Linked DNA regions of Homo sapiens: all the other regions are linked to region 3. Evidence: chromatin loops called from intact Hi-C (ENCODE). Cell type or tissue: PC-9. All regions are shown on one strand.

The links. A loop is a pair of places that touch in the nucleus more often than their neighbours do. Peaks named below come from ENCODE experiments on the same cell type or tissue, not always from the same donor. Only the 100,000 strongest peaks of a DNase experiment are listed, where the experiment ranks them.
Region 1: it touches region 3 in a loop (5-fold over the local background); 2 of 110 quality-filtered maps call a loop at or near these places.
Region 2: a loop joins it to region 3, with 7 times the contacts of the local background. A loop is called at or near these places in 10 of 110 quality-filtered maps.

The regions. Positions count from the first base shown.
Region 1 is chr16:16,072,690-16,077,689 of GRCh38, forward strand. ABCC1 (ATP binding cassette subfamily C member 1 (ABCC1 blood group)) reads left to right here. Exons shown (of 31, transcript NM_004996.4): 15 at 3,637-3,712. Among named protein-coding and RNA genes, the nearest start is that of ABCC1, 130 kb to the left of the region's middle. RefSeq lists enhancers at 2,055-2,772, 2,773-3,489. In PC-9, no CTCF peak of the experiment used is centred here; a DNase peak (open chromatin) is centred at 1,982; H3K27ac peaks cover 2,589 bases.
Region 2 is chr16:15,996,290-16,001,289 of GRCh38, forward strand. The region is part of intron 1 of ABCC1 (ATP binding cassette subfamily C member 1 (ABCC1 blood group)); the gene reads left to right. Among named protein-coding and RNA genes, the nearest start is that of ABCC1, 49 kb to the left of the region's middle. In PC-9, a CTCF peak has its summit at 393; DNase peaks (open chromatin) are centred at 582 and 2,352; H3K27ac peaks cover 2,672 bases.
Region 3 is chr16:15,896,759-15,901,758 of GRCh38, forward strand. No RefSeq gene overlaps it. Among named protein-coding and RNA genes, the nearest start is that of CEP20, 11 kb to the left of the region's middle. RefSeq lists an enhancer at 2,480-3,679. In PC-9, no CTCF peak of the experiment used is centred here; DNase peaks (open chromatin) are centred at 3,043 and 4,558; H3K4me3 peaks cover 1,106 bases; H3K27ac peaks cover 4,479 bases.

The DNA of each region.
Region 1 (5,000 bases), 180 kb after region 3:
CCCAGCCCATCCCCCTGAGCCAGGGATGTTGTTTGTAACCATCTCTCTAGGCACTTAATAATAAATATTAGGCCGGGCACAGTGGCTCACGCCTGTAATCCCAGCACTTTGGGGAGCTGAGGCAGGTGGATCACTTGAGGTCAGGAGTTCGAGATCAGCCTGGCCAACAAGGTGAAACCCCGTCTCTACTGAAAATACAAAAATTAGCTGGACATGGTGTTGGGCACCTGTAATCCCAACTACTCGGGAGGCTGAGGCAGGAGAATCACTTGAACCCAGGAGGCGGAGGTTGCAGTGAGCCAAGATCGCGCCACTGCACTCCAGCCAGGGCAAAGAGTGAGACTTCATCTCAAAAAAAAAAAAAAAAATAATAATAATAAATATTAATGGCACTAAGTGCAGTGACACGTTCACTTATAAAGCCTCTGTCATGCACATGCCATTCCAAGGATGTCAATGTCCCAACTTGTCCATTACTCACCATGGTACCCCTGGAGGAGGGTGATGGAAACCCCCATTTTCCAGATGAAGAAACTGGTCTCTGAAACTTGCCTGAGATTGCACAGCTGATCAAAAGAAGAACCAGCATTCACACCCACAGCCCATCGGTAGAGTCCATGCTCTTCCTGGCCATAGGGTGTTGCCTCACTGAGATTTACTGAGCACCTACTATGTGCCAAGCATTGTGAGAAGTGCTCTGTGTGCACTGCCTCATAGACACCCCATCACAGCCCTCTGAAGTTGATTGCATGATTGTCAGCCTTATTTTACAGATGAAAAAGTGAGGCACAGGCTGGGTGCAGTGGCTCCTACCTATAATCCTAGTACTTTGGGAGGCCAAGGCTGGAGGATTGCTTGAGGCCAGGAGTTTGAGACCACCTTGGGTAATGTAGTGAGACCTCGTCTCTACAAAAATTAAATTCACCAGGCATGGTGGTGCACCTGTAGTCCTAGTTACTTGAGAGGCTGAGGCAGGAGGATTGGCTGAGCCCGGGAGTTCAAGGCTATAGTGAGCTATGATCATGCCACTGTACTCCAGCCTGGGTGTCAGAGTGAGACCCTGTCTCAAAAAACAAACAAACAAAGGCACAGAGAAGTTAACTAACTTGCCTGTGGCTACCCAGGTACGAAGTGGTAGCCCCAGGATTCAAACCCATACAGTCTGGCTCCAGAGTCCAATGTCAGAAGATTGAATGTGTGTAAACGTCGGTTATACCGCGTGAGCTGTGTCTGGCACCTCGCAGGCGCTCAGGTATCTTTAGTGGCACCTAAAACGTTTGACACGTTTGACACAGCACCTGGTGCATAGAAGATGATAAACAGATCCTGGGAGTTGTCACTTCTCTGGTCTGAGCGAGATGGTCTCAGCATCTTCAGCTCAGCCCCCTGGTGTGGGGTTTTTTATCCTGGGCGCTACTGACATCTGGAGACACATTGTTCTTTGTGGTTGGGGACTGTCCTGTGCACTGTGGGATGTTGAGCAGCAACCCTGGACTCTACCCATTAGATACAGTAGTATCCATCCCAATTTTGGCAACCAAAAATGGCTCCAGACATTGCCAGATGTGCCTTGAGGGACACAGTTACCTCCAGTTGAGAACCGTGGCCCAAGTGGATGCTGGACTCTTCCTCCCAACACTCCTGGGCTGTGGTCATCTGGTTTCTGCTGTCCCAGTGTCCCACATCCCCTCACATCATAAGGCAATGATTCCATCTACTCTGGGGTCAAATTTCTCTGCTAACCACAGGCTGAAATTTGAGGTGGCCGGCGGTGGGTGGGGGGTGGTTTCTTGGTACTGAAGTTGTTCACAGCTCAATGCAAGCATCAGGAAACCCCTAGGCCCCTGGGTGCCGCCCGCACCCCAGCCCCTCCTTCCTGCCCTAATAGTGGCCTCCTAGGTGGTTGGACTTCCTGGAATGTTTAGCACGCTCTAGCCAGTGGGGGCCCCCTTGGCTGCTCCCAGCTCCCAAGCTAACCGTTCTCTGCAACCTCTCTGTCTCCAGTGGCTTTTCTTAAATTCCTTAAATAGCAACTCCCAGTTTCCTCATTCCACGTCCACTCGTAGAAGAGCTGAGGGAGAAAGTTAATCTAGGTTAACCAGCACCTTCCTCTCTCTCTAGGTTTTTTGTTTTTTTGATGCATGGAGGAAGTTATTTCTTCATTTGACAACTTAAACAAAAAATACTCCTGTATTATCTCCAGATGGTCTTAAGGTGGCTCATAATTCAGAGAGCTGCTTTTCTGTTTTTTCTTTTTCTTTTTTTTTTTTTTTTTGAGACAGAGTTTCACTCTGTTGCCCAGGCTGGAGTGCAATGGCACGATCTTGGCTCTCTGCGACCTCTGCCTTGGTTTCAAGCGATTCTCATGTCTCAGACTCCCGAGTAGCTGGGACTACAGGCATGCGCTACCACACCTGGCTAATGTTTGTATTTTTAGTAGAGATGGGGTTTCACCACGTTGGCCAGGCTGGTCTCGAACTCCTGACATCAGGTGATCTGCCCGCCTCGGTCTCCCGAAGTGTTGGGATTACAGGCATGAGCCCCTGCGACTGGCCTGCTTTTGTTTTAAGTGAGAGACATGAAGTAAAAGGAAAATAACAGGAAGAAGAGTAAAAGAAGACAGAGGTGCTAGGAGCTTTAGAAGTGTGGAGCTGGCCGGGCATGGTGTCTCATGCCTGTAATCCCGGCACTTTGGAAGGCCGAGGCAAGCAGATCACTTGAGGCCAAGAGTTCGAGACCAGGCTGAGCAACATGTCAAGACCCCACCTCTACAAAAAATACAAAAAAAAAATTAGCTGGGTGTGATGGTGCACATCCTGTAGTCCCAGTTGCTCAGGAGGCTGAAGTGGGAGAATCGCCTGCGCCTGGGAGATGGAGGTTGCAGTAGGCCGAGATCGCACCACTGCGCTCCAGCCTGGGTGCAGAAGCCAGATCCTGTCTCAGGAGAAGACAGAAACATGGAACCAGTTAACGTGGGCTTTGTCTCCGACACTCTCCCCTTCCCTGTGCCCTCGTACCACACTTCCTGTTCCGTATCCTCTTTTTTTGAGTTTATCGTGATGGATGTTTTAGAAAGATCCACCTGCTGTGATGTGCTGTGTGTAGAGTGGTGTGGCTGGGGGAGGAAGACAGAGGACCTGGGGAGAAGGGTGAACGACCTCCCTTTGCACCTCAAGGAGGGCCCAGCGGTCTGATGCTGGCCACCCCAGTGGAGAGAGGTTTGCATGTGGACGCCAGCTGTTTCCCACTGACCTTGGCCACTGCTCGGCCCTCCCAGCTGGAGCTGCCCCGAACCTGCCTGAGAAGGGCCAGGGCATCGAGAGCATTGAGTAATTCTCATGCGGCCCCCGCCTCTGCAGTCATCTCCCAAGATGATCGTCCAGATGGCGCAACCCCATCTTACAAGGACAAAGCTGCTTGCAGTTTCCTTCTGCTTTCTGGGTCTGGGGCTGCCTCCAGAACTGCAGGTTGAGTTTCTTCTTTCAGAACCCGTGGCTGATGTCACCAGATAATAATGCCTAGCGCCATTCGTGCCAAGCGTCTGGGGTTGAACCATTCAAGCAGAGAAAGAGAGTGTTCTGTGCATGTGGAGTCGCACAGCTCAGCCTGTCCCTGACATGTCTCTGTGCTTTGTAGGCGGGGGCACGAACAGCATCACCGTGAGGAATGCCACATTCACCTGGGCCAGGAGCGACCCTCCCACACTGAATGGGTAAGCCGGGACGTGGACACACGTGATGGTGTGGAGAGAGCCACAGGGCTTTTGTTAAACGTGGATTCGAATTCCCACCGTGCTCCCTCTCTGTGACCTTGAACAACTCACTTTGCCTTTCTAAGACTTAGCTTACCCATCTGGACAATGGGTGCAGATACACCTGCTTAGGCTGTCGTGAGAAGCAGACACACATGCCTAGCACAGAGGGTTCCCTGGGATTGTAAGTTACAGCAGCCTTGGACAGCTAGACTTAGACAATACAGGAGATTCTTGGCTTGCGTAACTGGGAAGTTCTACTTTCAGGTGCGGTGTGATCCAGGGACTCTGCCGTCAGAACTTTCTTCATATTTTCTGTGTTTCACTTTCTCCTGGTCTGCTTTATCCTCACGCATCCTCTCCCCTTGTGATGGTAAATGGTCCCAACAGCTCCCACTGTGTATCCCACTGTTAGGAGAACTGCCTGCTTCTTATTGACCCAGATTGGGTCCTGTGCCCTCTGTGAGGCAATCGCTATGCCTTCAGACACTGAGTGTGCTGATTGGCCAGTCTCAGTCAGGGGCTGTGATGCTGCTGAACTCCAGTGCCCCTCAGCTGCCCAGCTCACCCTTTCTTGCCAGCTTTCTATCTGGCACCCCACACCCTACAGTCCTTACCTTTCCAAAGCACATGATGTCTAGGAAATTGACCTTATCCCCAGGCAACTTGTCAAGCACCTCTCATTTTGTTCTGACCAGAGGCCTTGATCAACAGCTTTTTAGGCCCCCTTAAGGAATCCGCAAAACACAGGGGTGATGGGACCCTTTTAGAGGTTTAGCTCATGCCTGGGTAGCCAAATCACTGCTGTATTTTATGATGAAGGAGAGAAACTCTCCAGAGAAAACAATCTGTAGAAGGCCTGCATTGAAAATTCATGGGGGTACTGCATGCTTAGGAAGTTCTTCCTTATGTCTAACTTAAATCCTGCCTGCTTCAATTGTAGCTGTTCTGTCTTGTTGAGCTGCACAACTAATCTGTATCTGTGTCCCTTTCCTGACCCAGTGGTTTTCCTGTTCAGTTACCTTCCCCCCATGAGCCCCCAGAACCTTTCTCTAACCCTTTTCTCTCATCAGCCTGTAAGAATATTTCAGTCTCACGTGGACAGTGGCAGGTACTGTCTCACGTGGACAGTGGCAGGTATTGTCTCACTGGGCTTCCTGCCCACTCAGGCCCCATAATCCTTTCCCCTCCCAGCACAGGAACAAAAAGCCTGATGAGTGTCACCATGCAGCAGTGTCATAAGAATGAA
Region 2 (5,000 bases), 100 kb after region 3:
TTTTTAAATTTTTTTGTAGAGATACAGTCTCACTGTGTTGCCCAAGCTGATCTGAAATTCCTGGCCTCAAACTATCCTCCTGCCTCTGCCTCTTCAAGTGCTGGGAAATATAGGCATGAGCCACTGCACCCAGCTGGTTGTGAGTTATTGAGATGGTTGAATTGGGAGTGGATGCTCAGGCCTCAGTGGAACTTGTGGTACACAGTATGTCCTCATTACCTCCCATCAGTGGCAGTTGAGATTCATAATCACTTTTTCTGCCTGTTGTCTGCCCCATCCTCTCTGTGGCCTTCCCTCCTGTCCTGGAGTTGGCTGGCTGGGTCCCTGGCAGGGCTGCATGCGTTATCCCTGCAGGCCTGCTTGCCTTATCCCTGCAGGCCCTGGTGGAGCATCTGTGCAGAACCTGTGCCATCCAGATGGGAGCAGTAAGGGTGTAGGGCAAAGTTAGTGAGCTGCCCGGTGCACGAGGACTTCCATGATAATCAGGGCTGAACCAGGAAGGCAGGTCAAGGCCAGGGTCATGTACAGAAAGGAGGTCAGCACCAGGATCTTGTATGGGAAGACTTAGATCAATGCCTAGTGCCTTAGTCATCATCATTCAGCCCAGAAAACATGACGCTATGCAACAGGAATTTTATGAACACACAAAGGTCAGGGGCCACTCGGACTTGGACGGGGTCCCCAACTCTTTGAGTGTCAGGGCTGAGGGCATGGAGACACAACTTGATCAAGCTGGTGAAGTGTCCAGCAAGGAGAAGCCTCTGTTGGAGGGAGCCGGGAGCTGGGGAGGACATGCGCTTTCTCTTTTTTTTTTTTTTTTGAGACGGAGTCTCGCTCTATCGCCCAGGCTGGAGTGCAGTGGTGCAATCTCGGCTCACTGCAACCTCTGCCTCCTGGGTTCAAGCGATTCTCCTGTCTCAGCCTCTCACGTAGCCGGGACTCAGGCCTGTGCCACCACGCCTGGTGAATTTTTTTGTATTTTTAGTAGAGACGGGGTTTCACCATGTTAGCCAGGATGGTCTTGATCTCCTGACCTCGTGATCCACCTGCCTTGGCCTCTGAAAGTGCTAGGATTATAGGCGTGAGCCACCGCGCCCAGCCGACTTGCGCTTTCTCTGTAAAGATTTCTGTGGGCCAGGTTCCCCAAAGGGCAGGCCCTGGGCCAGTGCAGTGACCGGTGACCGTGTTCAGGACTCATCTCTTGTGGCTGAATTGTGTGTCTGGAGAGTTGGGTCCTTCTGATTCTGCTCAGAGCGTGGTGGGCCTGGCTGGATTTCCCTAGATTAGGAAGCAGCCTCGGGTAGCTGTGATTCTTTGAGTTGGGAACAGCAAGTGGCCTGCAGACTGCCAGGGAATCGTCCCTTCCTTGAGCCTTTAGGTATTGCCCATTATTCACCGTTTTTCCCAGAAGCCTCCAGTAGTGAGAGTCGCACTTCTTACCTCCTGGAGTTGTTAAAGTAAAGAAGGACACATTAGGGTCCCTGCCGGTAAGGAACATCCAGGAGGCCTCGATACCTTTTTTTTTTTTTTTTTTTTTTCCCTGAGACAGAGTCTCGCTCTGTCACCCAGGCTGGAGGACAATGACCTGATCTCTGCTCACTGCAACCTCCACCTCCTGGGTTTAAGCGATTCTTGTGCCTCAGCTGCCCGACTAGCTGGGATTACAGGCATTTGCCACCATGGCTGGCTAATGTATTTTTTTTTTCTTTTTCAGTAGAGATGGGGTTTCACTATGTTGGCCAGGCTGGTCTTGAACTCCTGGCCTCAAGTGATCTGCCCTCCTCAGCCTCCCAAAGTGCTGGGATTTCAGGTGTGACCCACTGCGCCCAGTCCCGATACTTTGTTTCTTTGAGACAGTCTCTTACTCTGTCACCCAGGCTGGAGTGCCTGGGTGGGACGATCAAAGCTCACTGCAGCCTCAAGCCCCTAGGCTCAAAAGATCCTCCCACTTCAGCCTTCTGAGTAGGTGGGACTACAGGCCTGCACTACCACGCCTGGATAATTTTTAAATTTTTTTGGTGAAGACAGGGTCTTACTTTGTTGCCCAGGCTTTTCTTGAACTCCTGAGCTCAAGCAATCCTCCCGCCTCAGCCTCCCAAAGTGCTGGGTTTACAGGCGTGAGCCACTGTGCCCGGTCCTCAGATGATCTTAGCTTTGTGACCTATGCTGTTGGCCGCTGTAGGGGCTGTGATGGAGGTGATGTGGGGGTGGATGGCAGGGGTGACCCGTGTTGGCTGCTTTCTGTAACAGTCATAGTTCATGGTCAGAGTCAGATTTCCTCTCGTCATGCCTTCCTTCCCTTCCTTCTGCTCCCTCCCACAGCCGCCCTTTGGGTCTGGGCTGGCCATCTGGCTCTGAGCAGGAAGCTAGCCTGTGCTCTTCAATTTGCTTTCTGCAGGGGAAACACCTTCCTTTGCTCAGCGTTTCCTGACCTCTCCTTCCCTGGAGTTCCGGTGTCCTTAAATGCTCTCTGGTTTCTTCTGTAGCTTACTTTCTTGCTTGAAAGGACAACTTTTCTTTGTCCTTTAGACTTCTTATCTCTGGGCAATACAGTGGTGGTGGCAGTGGTGATTATTATCAACTATTAGTATCTGCTACTACGGTTTATTGTCTCTAGACTGTATCAGCACCTGTCACACATTGTCCCATTGAATCCTCTCCAGAACTCTTCCAAATGATGTGTTTTCCTGACTTTTAAAAAAATTAAAAAAAAATTTTTATATTTTTTTGAGACGGAGTCTCGCTCTGTCTCCCAGGCTGGAGTGCAGTGCTGCGATCTCGGCTCACTGCAAGCTCTGCCTTCTGGGTTCATGCCATTCTCCTGCCTCAACCTCCTGAGTAGCTGGGACTACAGGTGCCCGCCACCACACCTGGCTAATTTGTTTTTTAATATTTTTAGTAGAGACAGGGTTTCACCGTGTTAGCCAGGATGGTCTCCATCTCCTAACCTCATGATTCTCCCACCTTGGCCTCCCGAAGTGCTGGGTTTACAGGCGTGAGCCACTGTGCCCAGCCAAAAAAATTTTTTTAAAGAAATGGGGTCTCGCTGGGTGCGATGGCTCACGCCTGTAGTCCCAGCACTTTGGGAGGCTGAGGTGGGCGGATCACCTGAGGTTGGGAGTTCCAGGACAGCCTGACCAACATGGAGAAACCCCATCTCTACTAAAAATACGAGATTAGCCAGGCGTGGTGGCAGGCGCCTATAGTCCCAGCTACTCGGGAAGCTGAGGCAGGAGACTCGTTTGAACCCGGGAGGCAGAGATTGCGGTGAGCTGAAATCTCTCCATTGCACTCCAGCCTGGGCAACAAGAGTGAAACTCCGTCTCAAAAGAAAAAAAAAATAGAAAAAGAAAAATAAAAGAAATGGGGTCTCACTGTGTTGCCCAGGCTGGTCTAGAATTCCTGGGCTCCAGCTGTCCTCCCATTTCGGTCTCCCAAATTGCTGGGATTAAATGTGTGAGCCTCTGTGCCCGGCCTCTTTCTCTCTCTCTCTCTCTCTCTCTCTCTCTCTCTCTCTCTCCTCTCTCTCTCTCTCTCTCTCTCTGTCTCTTTCTTTCTTTCTTTCTTTCTTTCTTTCTTTCTTTCAGCCTGAGTCTCGCTTTGTCGCCAGGCTGGAGTGCAGTGGCACGATCTGGGCTCACTGCAACCTCTGCTTCCCAGGTTCAAGTGATTCTTCTGCCTCAGCCTCCCGAGTAGCTGGGACTACAGGTGCATGCCACCATGCCTGGCTAATTTTTGTATTTTTAGTACAGACGGAGTTTCACCATATTAGCCAGGATGGTCTTGAACTCCTGATCTCATGATCTGCCCGCCTCGGTCTCCCAAAGTGTTGGGATTACAGGCGTGAGCCACCGCTCCTGGCCTTCCTTTTTTTTGAAGCAGGTTCTCACTCTGTTGCCCAGGTTGGAGTGCAATGGTGTGATTATGTCTCACTGCAGTGTCTACCTTCCAAGGCTCAGGTGATCTCCTGCTTCAGCCCACTGAGTAGCTGGGATTATAGGCGAGTTCACCATGCCTGGCTAATTTTTGTGTTTCTAGTAGAGACGGGTTTCACCATGTTGTCCAGGCTGGTTTTGAACTCCTGGGCTCAAGTGATCCACCCGTGTCGGCCTCCCAAAGTGCCGGGATTACAGGCATGAGCCACCGTGTCCAGCTTTTCTGACTCTTTTTACTTATCAGGAGACTGAAGCTTGGAGAAATTAAGTGACTTGCCCAAGTTCACATGGGGTTAAGGCCTGAATTTGAATCTACATCTGCTCAATTAGGAAGTGAGTGGTCATAGCTAGTCTCTACCTGGATGGATTGTTGTTTAATTGTTAAATTTTTTCAAAATAATTTTAAATTATTTTATTAAAAAAGAGGGTATCATTATGTTTCCCAGGCTGGTCTTGAACTCCTGGGCTCAAGTGATCCTCCTGCCTTGGCCTCCCAAAATGCTGAGGTTACAAGTGCAAACTACTGTGCCTAGCCAGATTATTACTTAACAACCAAAACAAAGGAGGAAATTGACGGTGGACAAGTAAGAAGATCATTGCAAAGGTTGGGGGCAGGTTGTTTGGGGAGTGTGGAGGAAGCTTTTTAAATGAGGTACCTGAGTTGGATTTTGAAGGATGAATAGGAGTTTGTTAGGACAGAAAGACATTGCAGAGAGAGGATCTAGCAAGAGGTGACTGAAGAAACCATTTATTTGACCAGCAGTTGGGGAATGCCTTGAAGGCAGGAACCACAGCCTTTCAGAATCTCCAGTGCCTGCAACAGTGTCTAGAACATTATCTGACAACAAGCTTGGTAAATACTTCTTTAAGTAAATGCCTGAGTAAGGCACATTTGGGGAACAGGGTGGGAGAAATTGTAGGAGAAGTAGATGGGACTTGAATGTAGAAGGAAGGCCTCATGGATCACTGCAAGGGTTGGTTATTTTTTTTTATTTTTTATGTTTTGAGATGGAGTCTCGCTTTGTCGCCCAGGCTGGAGTGCAGTGGCGCGATCTCGGCTCACTG
Region 3 (5,000 bases):
AGTCCTTTTGACCCTTCAGGCACCCACACAATTGTGGAAATGTGGCTGGACCAACAAATAGTGGGAGTGAGTGGTAATCCATGTGTGACATGCGAGAGGTGCACATTTTTTTCTCTCTCTCTTTTTTTTTTCCATAGAAATATAAAATGTTTGTAGAAATGTAAAATCTTTTGTTTTTCTTTTTTTTTATTTTTCCAGACAGGGGTTAACTCTGTCACCCAAGTTGGGCTGCAGTGGTGCAGTCACAGCTCACTGCAGCCTCAACATCCCAGTCTAAGGGATCCTCCCACCTCAGCCTCCTGAGTAGCTGGGACTACAGGTGTGTGTCATCACACCTGGCTACTTCTTTTATTTTCTGTAGAAGCAGAGTCTCGCTATGTTGCCCAGGCTAGTCTTAAACTCCTGGTCTCAAACAAATTCTCCCACCTCAGCCTCCCAAAGTGCTGGGATTACAGGCATGAGGCACTATGCCCAGCCTGTAATCTTATTAGCACACAGCCATGCCCCCCACTTTTTTTTTTTTTATTTTTGAGAGAGGTTCTCACTCTCACCCAGGCTGGAGTGCAGTGGCATGATAAGGGGTCACTGCAGCTTCAACCTCCCCTGGCTCAGGCAATCCTCCCATCTCATCCTCCCAAGTAGCTGGGACTACTTGTGCATGCCACCATGCCCAGCTAATTTTTTGTATTTTTTGTAGAGATAGGGTTTCGCCATGTTGCTCAGACTGGTCTTGAACTCCTAGATTCAAGCATTCTGCCCACCTCAGCCTCCCAAAGTGCTGGGATTAATTACAGGCGTGAGCCACCGCATCTGGCCGCCTGCCTGTTTCTTAATGCATTGTCTATGGGCGCTTTTACACGGCAACAGAGGAATTGAGAAGCTGCAACAGAACTCACTTAAAATATTTTACCCGGCACTTGAAGAAAACATTTGTCCACTCTTGAATTCTTTTTCATACTTTTTCTAGGCCACAGGTATATTATTAACAGATTAACCATTATTTTTTTTTTCAGCTATAGCCAATAATAATAAAAAAGAGCAACTCACATTGATGGTGCCCTTATTGTGTGTGTGTCGTTTCATGGCATCCTGAAGACAGCTGAGAGACAGATGTGATCATGCCTGTTTTACAGATGGAAACTGAGGTTTGGAGGGTTGAAGTTGCTTCTGAGTAAATGGCTGAGTCAGTGCAACTTGACCCCAGTTCTGCTCCACTCACCCAACGTTGCTCAGCCGTTTTCGGTTGTTTCAGTTTCACTGCAGACACTTCTCTGTTCTCCCCCTGCCCTCCTTCTCTCCCCCAAACTCTCTCTCTTCCTTCTCCTCCTTTCTCTTCTTCTGCTCCCCAATCCCCCTCCTCCTCTTTCATCTTCTTCCTCCTCCTCCTTCCTCCTCCCAGCCCTCCTCCTCCTCCTCAACCTCCTCCCCTTCTATCTCCTCCCCCTCCTCCTCTTTCTTCTCCCTCGCCCTCCTCTCTTCTTTTCTCTCCCCCAACCCCCTCTCTACTGGGCCTTTGCATGTGCCCATCCCCCAGCCTGGAAACTTCCTCCTGTTCTGGTTAATTTCTGCTCATTCTCCAGGTCTCAGTCTACCTTTTTGTTGTCGTTGTTGTTGTTGTTGAGACGGAGTCTCGTTCTGTTGCCCAGGCTGGAGTGCAGTGGTGCGATCTCGGCTCACCGCAAGCCCCGCCTCCCAGGTTCACGCCATTCTCCTGCCTCAGCCTCCCGAGTAGCTGGGACTACAGGTGTGCGCCACTGCACCTGGCTAATTTTTCGTATTTTTAGTAGAGATGCGGTTTCACCATGTTGGCCAGGCTGGTCTCAAACTCCTGGGCTCAAGCGATCCACTTGCCTCAGCCTCCCAAAGTGCTGGGATTACAGGCATGAGCCACCGTGCCTGGTCTCCAGGTCTGTTTAAATGTCATTTCTTCCTAAAGCTTTCCTGGCTAATTCGATTCTTCTTCTCAAATGTATCTTGGGGGGTGAAAGGTCTGAGAAGAGGGAGGGGCATAGAGATAAAGGAAGCTTCCAACAGAGGTGCATCACCAATGCCCTTCTCCCAGGTCCGAGGTCATACCCCTGGCTCGAGGGGAGGCGGCTTCCGATGCCTGGTCCATGCTGGGGTATCAAGTTCCAGCCCTCTCACCCCAGTTTGGGACAATTCTGTAGGACCGCCTCACTGGCAGAGCTTGCTGAGGGAGTAAGCTGAGGCCTTTGTAGGCCACAAGGTTGAGACCAGCCTGAGCATCATAGTAGGGCCTTGTTTCTATGAAAACATTTTTTTAAAAAATGAAACTTCCCACATGACAATTTTTTTTTTTGAGACGGAGTCTCACTCTGTCACCCAGGCTGGAGTGCAATGGTGCGATCTCAGCTCACTGCCACTTCCGCCTCCCAGGTTCAAGTGATTCTCATCTCAGCCTCTCAAGTAGCTGAGATTACAGGTGCCCACCACCACACCTGGCTAATTTTTATATATTTTAGTAGAGATGGGGTCTCGCCATGTTGGCCAGGCTGGTCTTGAACTCCTGACTTCAAGTGATCCGCTCATCTCTGCCTCCCAAAGTGCTGGGATTACAGCCATGAGCCACAGCGCCCGGCTTCCCCATGACAATTTTAAACATGAGAACTATGTATATGCCACAGTCTGGAACTTGGGATCTCAAATAATCTTGGATTCCTTGTTCTCAGTCCCCATACAGAAGGGAGGAGGGCTGGCCTTTGGACTCCCCCAAATCTGGGTTCGAATCCCAGCTCCACCACTGCAAGTCTGGTTGCTCTGGACCAGTTACTTAACGTTCTCTAAATGTCAGTTACATCCGTGAGATAAGCTACCTCGCGGGACTTCATTCAGTCCTTCTTCAAATATCTGTAGAATATTTGTAGGCTGAGGCCTTTGCTGGGACCGTGGAGAAGCCCAACTTCCTCCTCCCTTTCCCCCACTTCCTAGGCTTTGATCCAGCCCTGGAGCCTTGATCGAATTGATCTCTCTTTCAAGTCTTCCAGGGAGGCTGTGACTCAATCCTAGAAACCAGGGGCAGGTCCAGGCTGCCTGTGGTCTACTTGCTCCACTTCCTCAGGTGCTCAAGGGTGACTCATCACTCAGTAAGTTCAGAGCAGAGGGCGTTCTCCTCAATGTGTGCCAGGAGCACAGCAGGAATGTAGGCACCCTCAGAGCTCCCCAGAATTCCCTAACCCTGGACCACACTGTGGCATTGCAGCCTATGTGGGGCTGAGGCTCTGTTTCACATTGGGTGCCCAATGGACTGCTTTACAGGACAGATGCCTTGTTATCCTGCTCTGCTCCGGTAGAACAAATATTTGTAGAAGGACCGAATGAAGTCCTGCAAGGTAGCTCATCTCACAGACGAAACTGATGTTTAGAGAACATTAAATAACTGGCCCAGAGCAACCAGACTTAAAGTGGTGGAGCTGGGATTCAAACCCAGATTTGGGGGAGTCCAAAGGCCAGCCCTCCTCCCTTCTGTATGGGGACTGAGAACACGGAATCCATGACCATTTGAGATCCCAAGTTCCAGACTGTGGCATGTACATAGTTCTCATGATTAAAATTGTCACGTGAGAAGTTTCATTAAAATTTTTTTTTTTTTTTTTTTTTTTTGTAGAGACAAGGTCTCACTATGTTGTCCAGGCTGGTCTCAAGCTCCTGACCTCAAGCGATCCTCCTGCCTCAGCCTACCAAATTGTTGGGATTGTAGGTGTGAACCACTGCACTCTGCCCAGAGGTTTCAAAGTGAACTTTTTTTCTTTAATCAAGATGGGGTCTCACTATGTTGCCCAGACTGGTCTCAAACTCCTGAGCTCAAGCGATCCTCCCGCCTTGGCATCCCAAATTGCTGGGCTTACAGGCATGAGCCACTGCACCTGGCCTCAAAGTGGAATGTTTTTAGTGGGGGGAAGGTGCTGGATATTACTGTCAGTCCTTTAGAGGAAGTAAAATAAATCCTACAGGTACATTGACATTCTCAGGTCACTTTCAGAGGGATGAGCAATAAATTCATTCAATGCCTTCTTTACTAAAAGCATTAGAGATAAAGAAATTCTGGAAGTAAATCTTGCTGAAATGCATTTTGTCAGGGGAACTCAGTTGAACAAAAACTAAAGGTTGAGTTCAGAAAAGGTAAATGTCTTTTACCAAGATTTAGTTCTTTTCTTCCAGGTAGATATGCCTTTTCTTAGGATCTGGAGTGAGAGGCTGTTGGAAAATAAGGGTTGGGGAAAGCCACAGATGGAATTTTACAAATTGGAGACAGCTACTTAATAGAAACGGCATCTCATCAGACAAGTCAAGGCAACTGTTGAAAATATGACATGTCTCTCTATCAGCCATTCATGGCCCAGGACACTATGGCAACCAAATCCAAACTGCTGGTTCAAAGAGATTAGTCTGAATCCCAAAAGAATCCTAATTCTCTCCTGATTTATTAAGGAAGAAAACAACAACCGCCTTTATTTGCAATATTATTGCATTGCATGCAATCCTAGGAAAAGGTGTGGCTGTTATTTTTGAAGAAGTACTCACCCTATACTAGATACAGTATGAAACATTATTCATGCGTCATTGCATTTATTTCTCACGTGATCTCAAGAGGTAGATGCTACTGTCATCCTGATTTTAAGATGAAGAAAGCAAGCCTTAGGGAGTTAAAGGGAACTGCCCAAGGTCAAACAGCTGGAAAGAGACTTGGCCAGACGCAAAAACAGTCTGATGCCCGGTTCAAGGTCCTTTAGTTTCATCTGTCCAGTAAGTAGACAGAGTATTTGATACTTGGGCTGGACTAGACAAATCTATGATGTGTAATTGTTCTGTGAACTCACAGATCCTAGCGTGAAGAGTTTTTTGTTTTGTTTTGTTTTGGTTTTTTTAGATGCAGTTTCGCTCTTCTTGCCTACGCTGGAGTGCAATGGCGTGATCTTGGCTCACTGCAACCTCCACCTTCCGGGTACAAGTGATTCTCCTGCCTCAGCCTCCTGAGTAGC